2 separate regions of the Mus musculus genome follow, and region 2 is linked to region 1. The links are chromatin loops, found by intact Hi-C in ENCODE. Cell type or tissue: heart. All regions are shown on one strand.

Evidence for each region. Hi-C counts contacts between places; a loop is a spot of excess contacts. Peaks named below come from ENCODE experiments on the same cell type or tissue, not always from the same donor. Only the 100,000 strongest peaks of a DNase experiment are listed, where the experiment ranks them.
Region 2: it touches region 1 in a loop (3-fold over the local background); 20 of 42 quality-filtered maps call a loop at or near these places.

What each region holds. Positions count from the first base shown.
Region 1 is chr5:28,066,722-28,074,721 of GRCm38, reverse strand. Insig1 (insulin induced gene 1) reads right to left here and starts at 3,310. Exons shown (of 5, transcript NM_153526.5): 1 at 2,927-3,310; 2 at 1,051-1,175; 3 at 74-240. The coding sequence starts at 3,284. All of the region lies in intron 1 of Gm35223 (a long non-coding RNA gene), which reads left to right. In heart, no CTCF peak of the experiment used is centred here; DNase peaks (open chromatin) are centred at 2,711 and 3,461; H3K4me3 peaks cover 3,302 bases; H3K27ac peaks cover 3,572 bases.
Region 2 is chr5:27,790,242-27,798,241 of GRCm38, reverse strand. It overlaps Paxip1 (PAX interacting (with transcription-activation domain) protein 1), which reads left to right and starts at 6,692. Exons shown (of 21, transcript NM_018878.3): 1 at 6,692-7,043. The coding sequence starts at 6,963. In heart, a CTCF peak has its summit at 4,102 (motif pointing left); DNase peaks (open chromatin) are centred at 4,111, 6,511 and 7,091; H3K4me3 peaks cover 2,472 bases; H3K27ac peaks cover 2,203 bases.

The sequences.
Region 1 (8,000 bases):
AGATTTTCATAAAAAACATTTACATTTTAACAGGTGTTATAAAACCAAAGTAATATTCTAAATTCGAACTTACTGGTAGACACCATTATACACAAGAAACTGAGTGATCAGCGTAGCTAGGAAGGCGATGGTAATCCCAAGCCCAAGGCCGCTTCGGGAACGATCAAATGTCCACCACAAACCCAAAGAGAGGGCTGCTAAAGTCAAGGACAGCTGGACATTATTGGCAAAATCTAATTTCTAGTGATCCAAAAGTTAAGGAAGCATTTTATAATTTATCATAAGAAAAAAAACCCCTAAACCCCAGAATTACGTACAGGGTGTATCACTATATAGTAACTGTCTGCTTCTAATGATGGTACATGACCAATCCCAAGACCCCCAGTGAGGACCAGTCAGAGCGCTGGCTTCTAATAGTAAACTTTCTGACAGCTGGGAGATTGCTAAGAATGCTCTCCTCCCTCCTTTACTTTTCAGTGAGTGGAGACAGGCGGGCACTGTCTCCATGTTGTCTCTGTGTCCCCTAGGTAGTAGGTAAGTTGATTCAGTGCTTGTCAGTGAGCACTCTCAGAGCTGGCTGGCAGGAAAGGAAGGCCCCAAGTGCAGACACAACTTCACAAGATCTTTTACTCTAAGTTGCTCTAGAAACTTAGCATTTGAAGAGTTTACCATCAAATTGGTCATTTTCATAGAAAATGCATAAAACCACAGCAGCCTACACGAAGGGCAAAATGTCAGCTATGGAAAGTAGAAGCCCGCAGGGACCTCCTGACCAGCCTTGGGCTCCTGTGACAGAGAACAGGGACAGGGCTCTCACTACCACAGAGCACATCAGTGGGGTAGAAGGCAAGAGAGAGGACAAAAGTCCACTGAGCCACAGTAAACCTCTGCTTCTACTCTTAGTACAGAGGTCCTAGGAACGGAACCCCAAAATTCCTGCCACGTGAAAGCCAAGTCATACTCTGAAGCTCAGGAACGAGGGGACGAGCAGTGTCAATATACCCTGCCACAACCCAGATGACCCTCTGCACAGACACCAACTGAGGATACGGCACTGGCGTGGTTGATGCCAACGAACACGGCAATACAGCGCATAACGCTGGCCCATTCTCTCTTGAACTTGTGTGGTTCTCCCAGGTGACTGTCAATACAGGGATACAGTAAACCGACAACAGCTGTTTAAAGAAAAACAAAACAGGATTAGGATACACTGGTGAAAATCAGTCCTTGTGTGGTCATTATTAGTAGGATCCAAACCACTTATTTTCCTCGGCAGTTTGTCACCTGTAGCACAAAGTATTACCTTACATACACCTGTAAGAAAAGGCTGTGGGAAGGCCACCCCACACTGCTCTCTTTTTCTCAGCCTTGACCTGGCCCCAGTGAAGACAAGTCTCACACTGTGAGGAGGGTAGGGTCTCAAGAAGGGAGAGAGGCTGGACAGGTCTCCTCGAGTTTGTTTTCGCATGTGTGAAATGAGGATTATGTAAGTAAAGTGGAGGGCAAAGAAGGTTCTGTGGTTCTCAGAGTTAGGAACTGTCACAAACACAGATTGGACTCCAAAACATTTGGACAGCAGAAGTTGGGCACTCCAGAAGACACAAAGAGAGTAAAACCCAGGAAGGGAGGGACTGTCTGCAGTACAAGTGGGAGCAGTCTCATGGACACAGGGCACAAGACCTCAGTCAGGCTGCCGTCCCACCTTGTCCAGTGTGAACACAGGCACTCAGCCTCAGTGGTGAAAGCAGTACCAGTCCAGCCTCATATTCAGATGAGAAACTGGTTTACTGGGTTCCCTTAAACTTTCATCACAAACATGATGCTTCATGTTGAAGATAAACTTTCAAATTCAAAGAGCCTTAGGTTTCATATGTAAGGAAAAGAGAATTCAAATCTCCATCTTATTCCCCAAGGAACTTTTAAATGCTGGGGATAGTAGTTTGGTGGCAGATGATTTGCCTAGCATGAATGAGGCCACCCCCAGTCCAAAACAACCAAGAAGCACACAACTGTCATGTGGCTGACCCTCATAATGCTGCAGGTGAGCCTGAGAGCAAGCAGCCTTGGAAATCAACAGTTAAGTGTCCTGCATCCTACATTTAACCCATGACTCAGCTACAGCACAGCACCCAAGCCCAGCATATAAAGCATAGGCAGGCAGTCAATAAAAGCTGGCTTCAAAGCAGACAGGCACTGCTCCTGCTGTCCTGTGGCTGCAGATTGGAGGAAAGATGCACCTGAGCAAATACTGCCCACCTACACAGGACAGGACAAGGACAAGCAGGGCTGAGGGGGGAGAAACACTTGACAAATGGTTATCAACGCTGTACACTGTAAACTATGCAGGATCTGTTGGACTGTAATTACTCAACACTTTTGGCAAAAAGCAGCAAAATGATCAAGGAAAGAAAAAAGACTGTGGCACTGTTACAAGTTTCGTTGGGCCTAAGAGGTGACACCATAGGTGTGCTTAGGCCCAAAGGCTCCTTTTTTCCTCCTGTCCCAAGTCTACTGGGCACGGAGTTCCAGAAGGTTTGGCTGATAGCCACAATCTGCAGAAGGCAGAGAAGTCTGTCCCCTGGCAACTGCCTCTTGAGCGCACGTGATGGTTTGTTTTCAGTTATCCAGCGAGGTAGCACGTTTGCTCAGGCAGCCAATAGCTGCGTGGTGCTGCCCTCACCAGTTCTCCAGGCGGCCAATCCTGGCTTCTGGCTCAACGAGACAGCTGCGACTCCTCCACTTAAACTGCCAATTATCTCCTGACCTCATCTCCATCACTAGTCCCTCCAACTTCCGCCTGTCGCTCGCCAACGTCTGGGGTTTCCTACCCTCTCCGTTCTCCTTTTCTTGTAACAAGGGTGACTTTAACAGCTGACGTGTCCCTTCATCCCCCTCCCCCACCCCAAGAACAAGGAAAGGCACTCACCCGCTGCCGTGCCACAGCACGGGGGCACCCACCAGGCGGAGGAGAAGATGGTGGCTATCACCTCGTCGGGGAAGAGCGTGACATTCCGCTGGATCTGCAGCAGGTTGAGCACCAGGGCCAGGACCACGCCAAATGAGAAGAGCACTAGGCTCCGCTGCACCAAGTCGTGGTGCCAGCTGCCCGGCCGCGCGCTGCATCCTGTGGTTCCCGCTCGCTGGCCCCGGGGCGCGTGCTCGGGTTCGGGGACTCCGGGGCCCTGCGGACAAGCGGCCGCCGCAATCATGCCTCGCGGGAGGCTGTACGGCCTCGCAGCGCCCGCGCTTGGATAGTTCCAGACGTGGTCGTGCAGCCTGGGCATCGGCGTCCAGGCACAGCATGGAAGGTACACGCCACGACACTACACGTACCGCGCCCGGACGGCCCAGGAGCGGCCGCGGCCCCGCGCGGTTTCCGCTTATAAGGCAGGCTGCCACCGGAGCCACGTGACCTCACCCAGCCTATCCGCCGCCCGCGCGCCCTGCTGGGGGGCGTGTCTTCAAGCGGCCCCGCCCTGTCCGCGCGCCTGTCCGCTCGGGGTCTGGTGAGGCCGCCGGAGCCAATGGGAGGAGGGCGGCCCATATGACGTATGCACACGCCACCGGGGGGGTGGGGCTGGTGCCCGGCACGCGCTCGAGCGCGCGCTATTCGGGCAGGCGCCGGGGCGGGCACCGGAGCGGGCGGCCAGCGAGTCAGATGGTCCGATGCTGCCCTATTGCGCTGCCGGACCTCGGTTTCTGAGATAATGAGGTCCACGCAGGTCCGAAGGAAAGGACCCGGAGCGCAAACCCTCCTGAGTGCTTAAAAGACCTGGGATCGCTTGGGCTGGCTGCTAATGGCAAGTGCTCTGCAGGTTCACAGCTCAGACCAGGGCTCCCCTAGCCAAGACGCCACCGGCTAAAACCACAGGGTGGTGAGCAGGCCTGAAAAGGCACTGTGTGTGTGTGAGACCTTAGGTAAGGAATGTGGCTTTGTGCCAAAAGTGTAAAACAAAGTCACCCTCCTAAGCAGGCTGTTTCTCAGAGATCATGGGGGCTGTCATTTTCCCAGCGTGACACGGGTGTGGAGACCTGGCTGTCTTTCCCTCACAGCCTGTCCACTCCTCTCTTAGGCGGCTCTATGCGTTGTTTGGAAGAGCTTGAAGCAGTTTTGACTTCAAGGAATGTTGCAACTTGGGTCTTCGCCATTTTCCACACTCTGGCCAGTCCATGCATGTGAGGTTTCATGGGCATACACACACGGGGGTTGGGGACATCAGTACTGTATGGTGTATTACAGCAACATGGGAGCCTTTTTGACAGCAAGAAAGCAGGAGGGCCTGCCCAGCTTCAGCTGATAGGAAATTGTTAAAGGCAGTGAGTCTCTGCTGTGGGATGTAGCAGGTGCTGCCTCTACCACCCATCATCAGCTGCAAGTACTCTAAACAGATGTTGAGAAAGCGACACCTGTGTAAATACACACAATTTTGCCCCCAAGGAACAGACACATCGCTCATAGGAAACTTGGCCCTAAGGAACAGACATGCCAGTCACTTGCAGGAAGCTGGCTTGATGGGACAGTCCCAGACCCTGCACCCACGCCCCAGCACCAAGCATCTGTCTTGTGAGCACTGAGATGTAATTCAGTCCCTTTTTCTCAAGCCATTTTGCTTGTCTTTACAGACTCTCCCCCGGATTTTTTTCCTCTTGTTATAATTCTTACCAAGTAGGCTAAGAGGTTCTAATAATACTTTGTGTGCTTTTGTGATGCTTGCCTGGGGGCAGGGGTTGATATCTTCAGACAATTGCTCTGTTACCAACTTGGTTGTTTCTTCTGCTTACCCAAGCCAGTATTAATGCAGTCTAACCTCTGCTGCTGCTTGACCAGCTCATCTGCACCGGGACAAAGCAAGCTGTGGGCTTAAACCCTGGTGGCTGTTGTGGTATGCAGACCAAGGTGCCCTGTGGACCATGAAGGATACACCCTGTGGCCTGGTTCTCTGGGGGTCCCACGGGGGCTGCTATGGGCTCATGAGCAGTTTACCTCACTTTCAGTGAATGTAGGGTGACGGTAGAGAAGAGTTCAAACTGAGGCTCTTGGAGAGGCTGCCTGCCTATCAAAAATGATACCCAAGGCCTGCTAGGTTTTTGTTTTTGTTTGTTTGTTTTGTTTGTTTTTAATGCATACTGGAAATGGAAGATCAGGGGTCCCTTCTCTGGCCCTGAGGATGAGTGGGGTTGCTAGGGAGATGCTTTTGAGGTGGAGCTCCTTGGCCCTTCACTGTACCACTTCATGTTAATCATTACAGCTTTGCTGATTGCAGGTGCTTCCATCTACTGAGAACTTACCTGGGAGCCACCCATTGCTTTTTATCTATATCTCTGCCATTCTTCCTGGGATAATACCAATGATCATTTGTGACTTAATTCTTAAAACGGACTAGATAAGGAAGTAGATTGGCTATTTTAATGTAGTCTCACCCCTTGCTCACTGTAGACTGTTCAGAAAATAGAATCATATCTGGGGTGAGGTAATGACTTGGTCAGTAACGTGTTTGCTGATTAAGAATAAGAAACGGAGTTTGATCCCTCAGAACCCACAAGGAGCCACATATGTAGCAGTACATGTCTGTCCCAGTACTAGGGAGGCAGACAGGACCCTTGGAGCATGGTAGCTGGATCATACACCTAAAACTGAGCTCTGAGTTCGGAGAGAGACCTTGTTTCAAAAAGAGGTGGAGAGCAATTGAGGAAGACTGCTGAGATCTACCCCTGACCTCCACTTGCATGTGCACAAATGCACCTGGACACACACATGCCAGCCTTCTCCCCTCCACTGAGCACAAGCTGCGGTTAACATATCAGCGAGAGTATGCATTTCTAAGTGTGTTTCTATGCAGAAGCCTATGTGGCTTTGTTAAGTGTTTATTTTATGAAGGCTTATAATTTTTAATGTGTGTGTGTAAATATATGTGTGTGTGTCACATGCATGTAGGTGGCCAGAAGATGACAGATCTCCTCAGACTGGAACTACAGATAGTTATAAGTCACCATGTGGTGCTGGGACCACACCTGGGTACTCTGCTAACCATCTCTAGTCACCCTGCTTCTGGTTTCTAAGCGCTTATTTATTGTGTGTGGTTGGAGGGTTGCTTCTCTCCTTCCACGTGGGTCCCAGGTATTGAATGCCAGCTTCCACCCACTGAGCCATCTTTCTAGTCCCTGTACTACGTTCTGGAGTCACACTTGATAATGGCAGAACCTGTTAATCAGGTAACCATGAACTTCTTCAGAGTTGAAACCCATTTACATGCTGTACAGCTCTCCCACTGAAGGCCTCCAGTCCGTGGTTGCTCACAGGTTCAGAAGGTGTAGAACCTTCTTCAGGGCTACTGCTGCCCCTTCCCTCTTTCCAGCCTCAGGCTGCCATGAAGCTGCCGTCTGCCTCTGTGAGCTGCTTGTTCTGAGCATTCCTGCAAACAGAATCATTCACTGTGTGCTCTTTGATGGTTCTTTTAGCAATAATACTTTCAAGATTTATCCAAGCACAGGAGTGCTTTGTTTCTTTTGTTCCATTGTGTAGTAGTCTGTATTTTGTCTGTTCCTTCACTGGCTGATGAACATTTGAGTTGTGTCTGCTCTTTAGCTCTGTGTGTGCACAGTAAAGATGTGTGCATAGCTCTGTGTGTGCATTTTCACTTCCCTCGGATGGAACGACATGAGTGGAATTACAAGATCTCACAGGAAACTCCATGCCATCCTGCAGCCCCATTGGCACATTAGGAGGATCCCCGGGAGGTACTGGGCAGCTGGGAGGGAAGGTCACAGGGTTGTCACAGTACAGACCCCTCTTGGTTGTGAAGAAGTGAGAGGGAAGAGAGAGAAAGTCCAGTAGCTGTGGGGCCTAAACAGGTTGATTCTGGTCACTACCTGAAATAGAAGTGCCCAGTGGACTTAGTGGGGATAGACAGGGGTCAAAGGGCAAGGCTTCTTGGGAAGTCAGTGGTTTGGGGGGCGGGCTCCTTAGTTGATGGAGTGTTATGTAGCTATGCCCTGAAAATGGGAAACTCTGCCTTGTGTGTGGGGCAGAAGTCTCAGAAAGCTCAAGAGGCTTAGGAATTCATGGAGCCTCCGTGGAGATCATCATCTAAGCTATAAGCAGTTGCTGGGGAGAGGAGACAGAGATGTCTTCAAAGCATGCAAGGAGCTCCAGGGATGCAGATTCTGTGAGTCCTTAATCATGCTGGAATAGGTCATAAAAAACCAAAACAAAATGCTACTTTGCGTGTGTGTGTGTGTGTGTGCGCGCACGCACACTCACTTCCACAGCATGTGTGTGGAGGACAGAGGACAACTTTTGGGAGGGTTCGCTCTACAATGTGGATCCCAGGGATTGATCTCACATTATCAGACTTGGTGGTGGGCAGACACCCTTACTCATTGAGCCATCTTTGCAGCCTGCAGTGGGCCCTTTGGTGAGAGCTTTGTGTCACCCACACTCATATAATTATTCTGAATAGATCCACTGTTTATCTAATCTAAACTCAGTAAAATGGTTTCTTTGGTCTGTAGTCACTGCCCTCCCTGGGATGAGTGGACATTTATTCACACTTCTCCAGGAAAAAAATCACAGCATAGGGAGCAAGGGCTGATGGCAAGGAATGGCAGAGTGGGAGTTTGCAGTTGGGAAGGTTGGGGTAGGGGAATTGATCTCTTGGGATCAGGGGCTTGAGGAGATCTGTGATGGCAACACCACTTGCAAGCTGTGGTGACTCTCTGTGTCACTCTCTAGGTCAGCAGACAGGCTCCTAGATTTTCGCTTGTAGAGGAAAAGTAGGACAATGGGACCAGGGAGGTCAGATTGGGGCCTGGTGTTTGATGGGCTCATATCCTGCCTCAAGCCTTGTGAGGCAGAGGGAGAAGCAGGGAGCAGTCGGGAAGAGGCCCTAGCCTGGGAAGAACACATGTGGAATTAGATTCCTGCTTTTACTTGCATTGATTCTAGAAGCAGGCTGCACTTGAGCCCATGGAATAGAAGTGCCGAGGTAGCAGACCTGGGG
Region 2 (8,000 bases), 280 kb after region 1:
CAGGGTCTGGACTCATCCACAGGTAGGTGAGGAGCTCCTTCCAAGCACAGGACTCTCTTGATTCAGCAGGTACTTCCTGTATACCTGGAACTCAGAAGCTCTAGCATAAATTGTGTTGGGCTGAAGATATAGCAACTCTGGGCTATGTTGAGACCCTGTCTCAAAAAAGAAATGTGGCCAATCTGCTGAAGGATTACACTTACAAAGTATGTGTGCCAAAATATGAATGTTTAAGTTAACCATTTCTATTGTTGTTGTTGTTTATTGGTTTTTTGAAACAAAATTTCTTTGTATAGCCTTCCTTGACTGTTCCGAAACTAGCTCTGTAGACCTGGTTGGCCTTGAACTTTGCTGCCTCTGCCTCTCAAGTGCTGGGATTAAAGGTGCCTTGCTCCACTTCAATTATTTTAAACAAATGCTATCATTTGGCACACAAATCTCACTTGCTGGTTTGAGTACATGAAAATGCAGTTCAGAGCAACAGTTTTATTTTCATGCACTTTCAAAGCTGTAGGTCTGCCCCACTTCACCCACTTTATGGGATGTCACTGTAAAATCAGAAGCTAGGATGACGAAGTCAGGGGCTAAGAAGCAGCTCAGCTGGGAGAGTATTTACCTACCATGTACAGAGCTCCTGGGATCAACATCAGCACACTGCTTAGACTAGGCATTGTGGGACACACCTATAATCTCAGCCCTGGGAGGTAAAGGCAGGAGGATCAGAAATTCAAGACTATTCTCAGCTAAATGGGAAGTTTGAGGCCAGTGTGGGCTACATGGAATTCTATACAAACAAACAAACAAACAAACAAACAAAATCTGTATACTTGTTTTATAAATCTTTTTTTAAAAAAAGATAATGGAGACAGACTTTCTGGGAAAGTGAGTGAATGACCTTTGATATTTTGACAGTGCCAAAGCCTGGGCCATTTTTAAAATGTGTTCTGAATGTGTTCCCTTTAACCCAGGCTGTGTGTCCGTCTTCTCAGTGACATCAGACCGCCTTCAGTTCTAATGATTCATCAGGATCCCTTTCAACCTCAGGATGTGTAAAAAGTCCTAATTTTAGCGCTTATGTTTGGATCAGGCATAATCTTCTCTATGCTTTTCTGCTTATCTGGTTTGCTTTCTGATTATGACACCATCCAGATCACTACCAAATGAGGATCCTCCCAACTCCAAGCTCGGACCTGAAGTGGAAACTTGTAGTTCTTTGGAAAGTTAGTTATGTCAAATGATGCTTTGCTGGGGCACTCAGGTAAAAGACTGTTTTCTAGAAGTAGGCACAGGTGAAAGGATGTGTGGATATAGCAGTCACATGAAAGGACACTTGATGAGGGAGTATAAATATGACCCCACAGATAGTGGGAGAGGAGCACTGAGCCTTCATTTGGTTTGCTCTGCCTCACTATTCTTCACTAAGGACGTGCATTTATTGGTTCTCCTTTCATACTGTTGTTGAGCTCAACTTGTGGCAATGCTGTCATTGAGAGAAACTCACCCAAGAACTGCTCATAAGGTTCCTGCAGCAGCTTGCTTGCCTCCACAGCCTCACCATTGGCTGGTTGGTGAGCCTGGTGGTTTCCTCATGATTGAACTACAGCTGCCTGGTGTCTGCTTGCTGAAAGGACTGGACTTCAGCTGCTGGTTCATGCATGGTGTCTGCCTGCCTAGAGGGCTGCTCTGCAGCTGCTGAGTTGTATTTGGTGTTTGTTATGGGACTGAACTGCTGTCCAAAAAGATCAAACTCGTTCCCAAAGAACCATTGCTGAACAGGTCTACTTCCTCCATATCCTAATACCTTTTCTCTTCCACTTCCTCTGATGAGTGGAGGGCTAGAGGAGAGGTTGAACCCTTATTAAAATTAAGTTGCAAAAAATTTATGCCTACAAGGACTTTTCCTGTTTTAATTAGATCAGGCAGGCGGAGACTTTTACTCTGAATAGGTAGACCCTATGTTCCAATTCAACAGAAGGAACCCCCAGGAAATAGAACTTCAGCCATTAATAGTCCTTAAGATTGAGTAGTCAAAGTCTTAGAGGAGGAAACTGAGGCCGGATAGAATGACAGGAAAATGAGGAATGGCAGGCAAAGGGGTTCCCTTATCTCCGATGGCTAAGAACCAAGAGTTCTCACAAAAAGAGCCAGGCAGATGGCTCAAAGGATAAAGATGCTCACTACACGGCCCTGATCTTTGAGTTTGATCCTTGGAACTTATGGACAAAGGTGGAAGAAGAGAACAACATAGAGTCATCTCTGACCTCTACATACATAGTGAGCTACGTGTGCACTGGCAGTCTGAATGAGAAATGTCTCCCACAGGTTCACATACTTGAACACTCCATCCCCCATTGATGATGCTGTCTAGGGAGGTTATGGAACCTTTAGGAGGAAGAATGCCACTCTGGCAGGCTTTGAGACGTCATAGCCCTATTTCCCTTCCTCTTTACTCTCTGCTTTGGCTTGTTCTTGGAACTGTGAACTCCTGCTACCTACTGCTGTGACTCCCTGCCGTTATGGATTCTCTCTTCAAAACTGTAAACCCAAAGACATTTTCCCTTCTATATATTCTTTTTGGTTATGGCATTTTATCAGAACAATAGAAAGGAATCCCAATTTGTCACACACCAAACATGCACGTACATTTTATAAATAAATACAATTAAAATTCAAAAAGGAAATCTCACTTAGGAGCCATGTCTATAATCAAAAAGATGTCCTGTTGATATTCCTGTGACCTTGAAGAGTCTTGTCTAAGTCTAAGCCTGTAAATCTCTAAGTGAGATTCATGGGCATATAGCCACACAACAGTTTCTCCCTCCCTCCCTCCCTCCCTCCCTCCCTCCCTCCCTCCCTCCCTCCCTCCCTCCCTCCCTCCCTCCCTTCTTTCTTTCTTTCTTTCTTTCTTTCTTTGACACAGGATCAATGTCTAGCCCTGGCTGTCCTGGAACTCGAGATGTAAACAAGGGTGACCTGGAAATCACCTTGCCTGGCCCCACCTGACAATCTTAGTCATTAAGGAAGGTCTTGTAGATAAGCAGCAGCCGATCTAGCTGTAGTGGTACACTCCCACAGATTCAGGAGGTGGGGACAGGAACATCAAAAGTTTGATGTCAACAACATGTTAAAGTTTGAGCTATATAGTATTACATAATTTTTTAAAAGTAATCTCTTCAATTTTTTGAGCATATGACTTTCAATGCCACCTCAACTGTATATGTGTATGCCATAGCACTTGAATGAGTGCCTTGAGAAGCTTGTATTCACATCCTCCTGTTTTCCTTTACATGTTAGCTATCATTTCTTCTTTAAGGCAGGTTCTTGTGTTGTCCAAGGCTAGCCTTGTATATAGCTTGAGCTAGCCTTGAACTTCAATCCCTTCTGCATCCACCTTCTGTGTTCTGGGATTATAGGTAAGCACCACCAAGCCCTGTTTTAAACAGTAGGTTTGCTACCTAAGAAAAGGGAATGAACCTCTCCCCCACACAACCCAACTCTCCCCAGCTCTTCTGGCACACAGAACCCTCATCTGTAGGTCTCTTGTTGTGCTTTCTTATCAGAATCAGGCTCACCGGTGCATATTATTTCTTAGTTTCTGGATGTAGGCATATTAATAAAACACATCTCACTGTCCCTGTTTCATGTCCATCTGTGGGATGCATAACTGAAGCAGCATGCTGAGGTCAGGATCATCTTCAGAGGGAATGAAGGGGCACTAGGGCTGGATGGATGCAAGGGTAGAAAAGAAGCCTGGGGTGAAATGATGGGCCCTGGAGGCAGAGTGGGCAGAACAAGTCCTTTGTTCTTCTCCTACTCAAGGGGCTACTGATGGTCAGTCTCTGACAGGGTGTTTCTGTGTTTTTGGTATCTTAGTCAAGGAATTGAAAAAAAAAAACCACACATACACATTTGCAAAGTGGTAAAGAAGCTTTAGTCAAAAGCAAAGTGACAGCACAGGTCAGGAAGTAGTGGGTTGGGTTGGAAGCTGGAGAGGTGGCTCAATACTTTGCATGGCTTGCTACTCTTGCAGAGGACAAATTTGGTTTCTATCACCTACATGTACACAACCATACATGCATTCCAGCCCTAGGGTGGATGCCCTCTGCTGGTCATCTCCAGCACAGCAGTGTGAAATGCACCCATCCCATCCCCCAGCCCTTTTACATGTATCTTTCAAAAAGGTTGACACAGGCAACATGAGACAGTTCAGGGCTGCCAATTAGTGTTTGGGGCTTCCTGAGTACAAGAGGAGGCGTTTGGTTGCTGGTTTTAATTGACAGGCATGGATTACTTGGGAAATAAGTCTTTGTTTCCTGAAATTAAGCCATTATGTTTCTGTACAAGCAGAAAATTCTGTATGTACAGTACAAACATTGGAATTCATGGGAGACAGCAGTCCCGAATCTGAGCTGAGGTGTTTCCGCAGCATCTGCTGGCCCTGTATCATATGACCCCTGAATACACAGTGCATGTGTTGTTTCAGAACCAAGGCTTCGTGAAGGGGTACAGTGCGGCATGGGCCAGCATGACCAGAAACACCTTGGATTTACCACACTTTTTAAAATAATTTTTGACCCTTGCATGTTTGGAAACCTTCTACTGCTGCCAATTATTTTCTGATCCGCAAATGGAGTCATGATATAAAGTTTAAGAAGCTAGGCTGCAGCCTATACATTTAAATTGAACTTAGTAATACCTAACTTGGGCTGGAGAGGTGGCTCAGTGGTTAAGAGCACCGACTGCTCTTCCATAGGCCCTGAGTTCAATTCCCAGCAACCACATGGTGCCTCACAACTATTTCTAAGGGAGTCTGATGCCCTCTTCTGGTGTGTCTGAAGAAAGCAATGGTGGTGTAATCATATACATAAAATAAATAAATCTTTTTAAAAAAATACCTAACTTTACTGGGTGTGTAGTCACCTAAACAGAACAACTAAATGAAAACACTGTATACTTATCCAAATGTATTTTTAGTTTATTAAAGATTTTTTAGTTCGTTTGCCTGCATAATTTGTATGTGTAGGGCTTCAGAACTCTTGTAACTGGAGGTGCAGACAGCTGGAAGTTCTCATACACATACATCATTCATACATAGAAACACACATGCACACACACTCTACTGACTTCCAAAGCGCCATAAGAAAATACTATCTCAATCATCTCCTTTGGTTTCTCATGGCAGAGGGGACTGTACTCCCATTACTGTGTTTTCTAGTTTCACATTCACTTTTTGCCTGTGCTTGTAGTACCCAGTGCTTGTAATAGTCTCAGACACCAGAAGGGTATTGGAGCTCCTGGAACTGAAGTTATAGGTGGCTGTGAACATCCGTGTGGATGTCAGGAATCAAATCTGGGTCCTTTGCTAGAGCAGTAAATGATCCTAATTGCCAAGCCATTTGTTTTTAACCTAACTGAACTCAGTTTATCCAACTTAAACAGGGTGCTTATTTTCTGATCGCTGTAAAACAAAATGGCTCTGCTCTGAGTTCGTTTGAGACTATAAGAACATCAACACCCGGGGGGGAGGGGGGGGCGCTGGGGAGATGGCTCAGCGGTTAAGAGCACTGACTGCTCTTCCAAAGGCCGAGTTCAAATCCCAGAAACCACAAGGTACAAGGTGGCTCACAACCATCAGTAATGAGATCTGATGCCCTCTTCTGATGTGTCTACAGTGTACGTACATATTATAATAATAAATACATCTTAAAAAAAAAAAAGAACAACACTCTATCTGCATGAAGGTCACAGAAAACACAAAACTTGATTAAAGAGCAGTATCACGAGTTGCGGGACTTGTCATTCTGCGAGCGCCCCACAGCAGTTTCAGCTTGTCATTGTTTCCTGTAACTTTACACATCCATATTTAATATAATTATCTGCTAAGATAATTTTTATAGATTTTGCTGTTTACCTTTAAAAACTATGTTGACCGAGGGTTGGACGGCTCAGCAGTTCAGAACACTTGGTTCTCTTGCAGCATCTCCAAATTTGGTTCCCAACACCCACGTGTCGTGTAACTTCAGTTCCAGGGGATCCTGAAGCCACCTTCTGACTGTTGTGGGCACCAGACACTCACAGGGTGCAGATACATACATGCAGGGAAAACTCCAATACACGTAGAAAAATGTACATTTATTTAGAGAGTGTGTGTGTAATGTGTGTACGTGTGTGCGCAACAGTGTGCTTGTGGAGGCCAGAGAACAACTTGCTGGAGCCGGTTCTTGCTTGCCATCACGTGTGTCCCAGGGATCGAACTCAGATTGGCGGCAGATGTCTGCCTGCTGAGCTATGTCGCCGGCTCCTACTTTGCTCTTAACCTGCCTCATCGAAGATCAGTTCCCCGCCAACTACCTCAGTAGATGCGGAAGGGGCAGACGAAGGAAAGTAACCATTAGCCAGGGTCTGCCTGACTCTGGGCCGGATCGCGTGCTGTCCAACAGCAGCGCTGGCGACAGCTGAAGAGCGAACGCTGGATTGTTCAGGTCCCCTTCCGTGCCGAGGCTCCGCCTCCTTGGCGCATGCGCTGTCAGGTGGCCGCACGGGGTGACGGGAGTCCCGCCCAGGACCCGCCCCCTGGCTAGTCCACTGCGGCCATGTGAGGGAAATAGTCTCTCTGTGTCCTCGGTTCTCGGTCGTGAAAACTCGGCCGGGACAAGGCTGCCATGTGCCGTACGAACTATTGTAGACCATCAGCACTGATGCCCGAAGCGGTGGTGTAAGGAGCGCTGTGCGGCGCGCAAGGCGGGAGGGTCCCACATACTCCCCTGCCGAGCTGGTGTGGTGGTACGTGCCTCAGGGCGCGCACGGCTCCCGCGCTCCGGGCCTCGGACGGGCGGGGGCGCGGGTCCGAGTGCAGCTGCGGCTGCGGGCCGGGCTGTGCCGCCGGGCAGTAGGCAGAGCTACGACGCTGGGCGCGGCGGGCCGGGTGACGCGGGGCCGGGCGCCGCCGCGCCGCCGCGATCATGTCGGAGCCGGCGCCCGAAGTTCCAGAGGAGCTATTCCGCGAGGTCAAGTACTACGCGGTGGGCGACATCGACCCGCAGGTACCGCCCGCGCGGGGCCCCTCTGCCGGGCCATTCCCCCCGCACGCCCCCGCCTCGTCGCGCGCGCGCCCTGCAGGACCCCAGGCCGGAGCCGCGGGGCACGCCGGGCAGCGAAGGGCCGCGGGAAGGGCCTCGCGAGCACCGACCTAGCGCAGCGGCCGGCCGAGCATCTTGCCGGGGCCCTGCTGAGCGTGTCCCTTGCCAAGGGGCCTGTCCTCCCGGCCCCTGATTTTTCCCTTAGGGTGGATTGTACGGTAGGTATGGAAGGTACCCTTGCTTACACGGTCACCGTGATTCGTGCGTGTGATCGTGGGTCTGAATCCATCCACAGGACAGTGGCTGTGATCGTGGTATCTTCAGGACAGTGCCCCAAACATTTCTTTTCTAAACTATGCTTACAGTTGTGTCGCCTTCGGTGTCTGGTAATGTAAGCTAAACGGGTCCTAAGGAAGGAATTGTCCAAGAGCCACTGAGCTTGGCTTTCCAGAGACTCATACTTGTATCCTAGTAACCAAAGTCCGTTGGGTCTTCGGTTGTGTGATCAGTGATTGTAGCTGACTTTTTCTAGTACCGATCACCCCACTACTACCACCACATTTCTTCTTTTACCCTTTCTTGTTCTTCGTTTTAGGACTTTTGCTCTTATAAGGGCCTTGGACTAAATGTCACTTAAAACCAAGAACACATTGAGCTGCGCTGTTTGCCCAACTATGTGTGAAATCTGAGTGCTTTAAAAAAATCCCCCTTGTAAGCCCTTGTATTCTGAAATAGTGCCTTCTTTAAAAGGTTTAGAGCCAGGGCACCCATTCTTTAAGTTTTGTAATACAGATTGAGGAAGCTCACAGGTGGTGAGCACCCCAGTACAGTCTGGGCATCGGGCCTGGTACACGGAGTGCCGTAGAAGAGTGCCCTTGAATACTGAGTCCTACAAATACAACAGGTGGAGGTGCTGGAGGT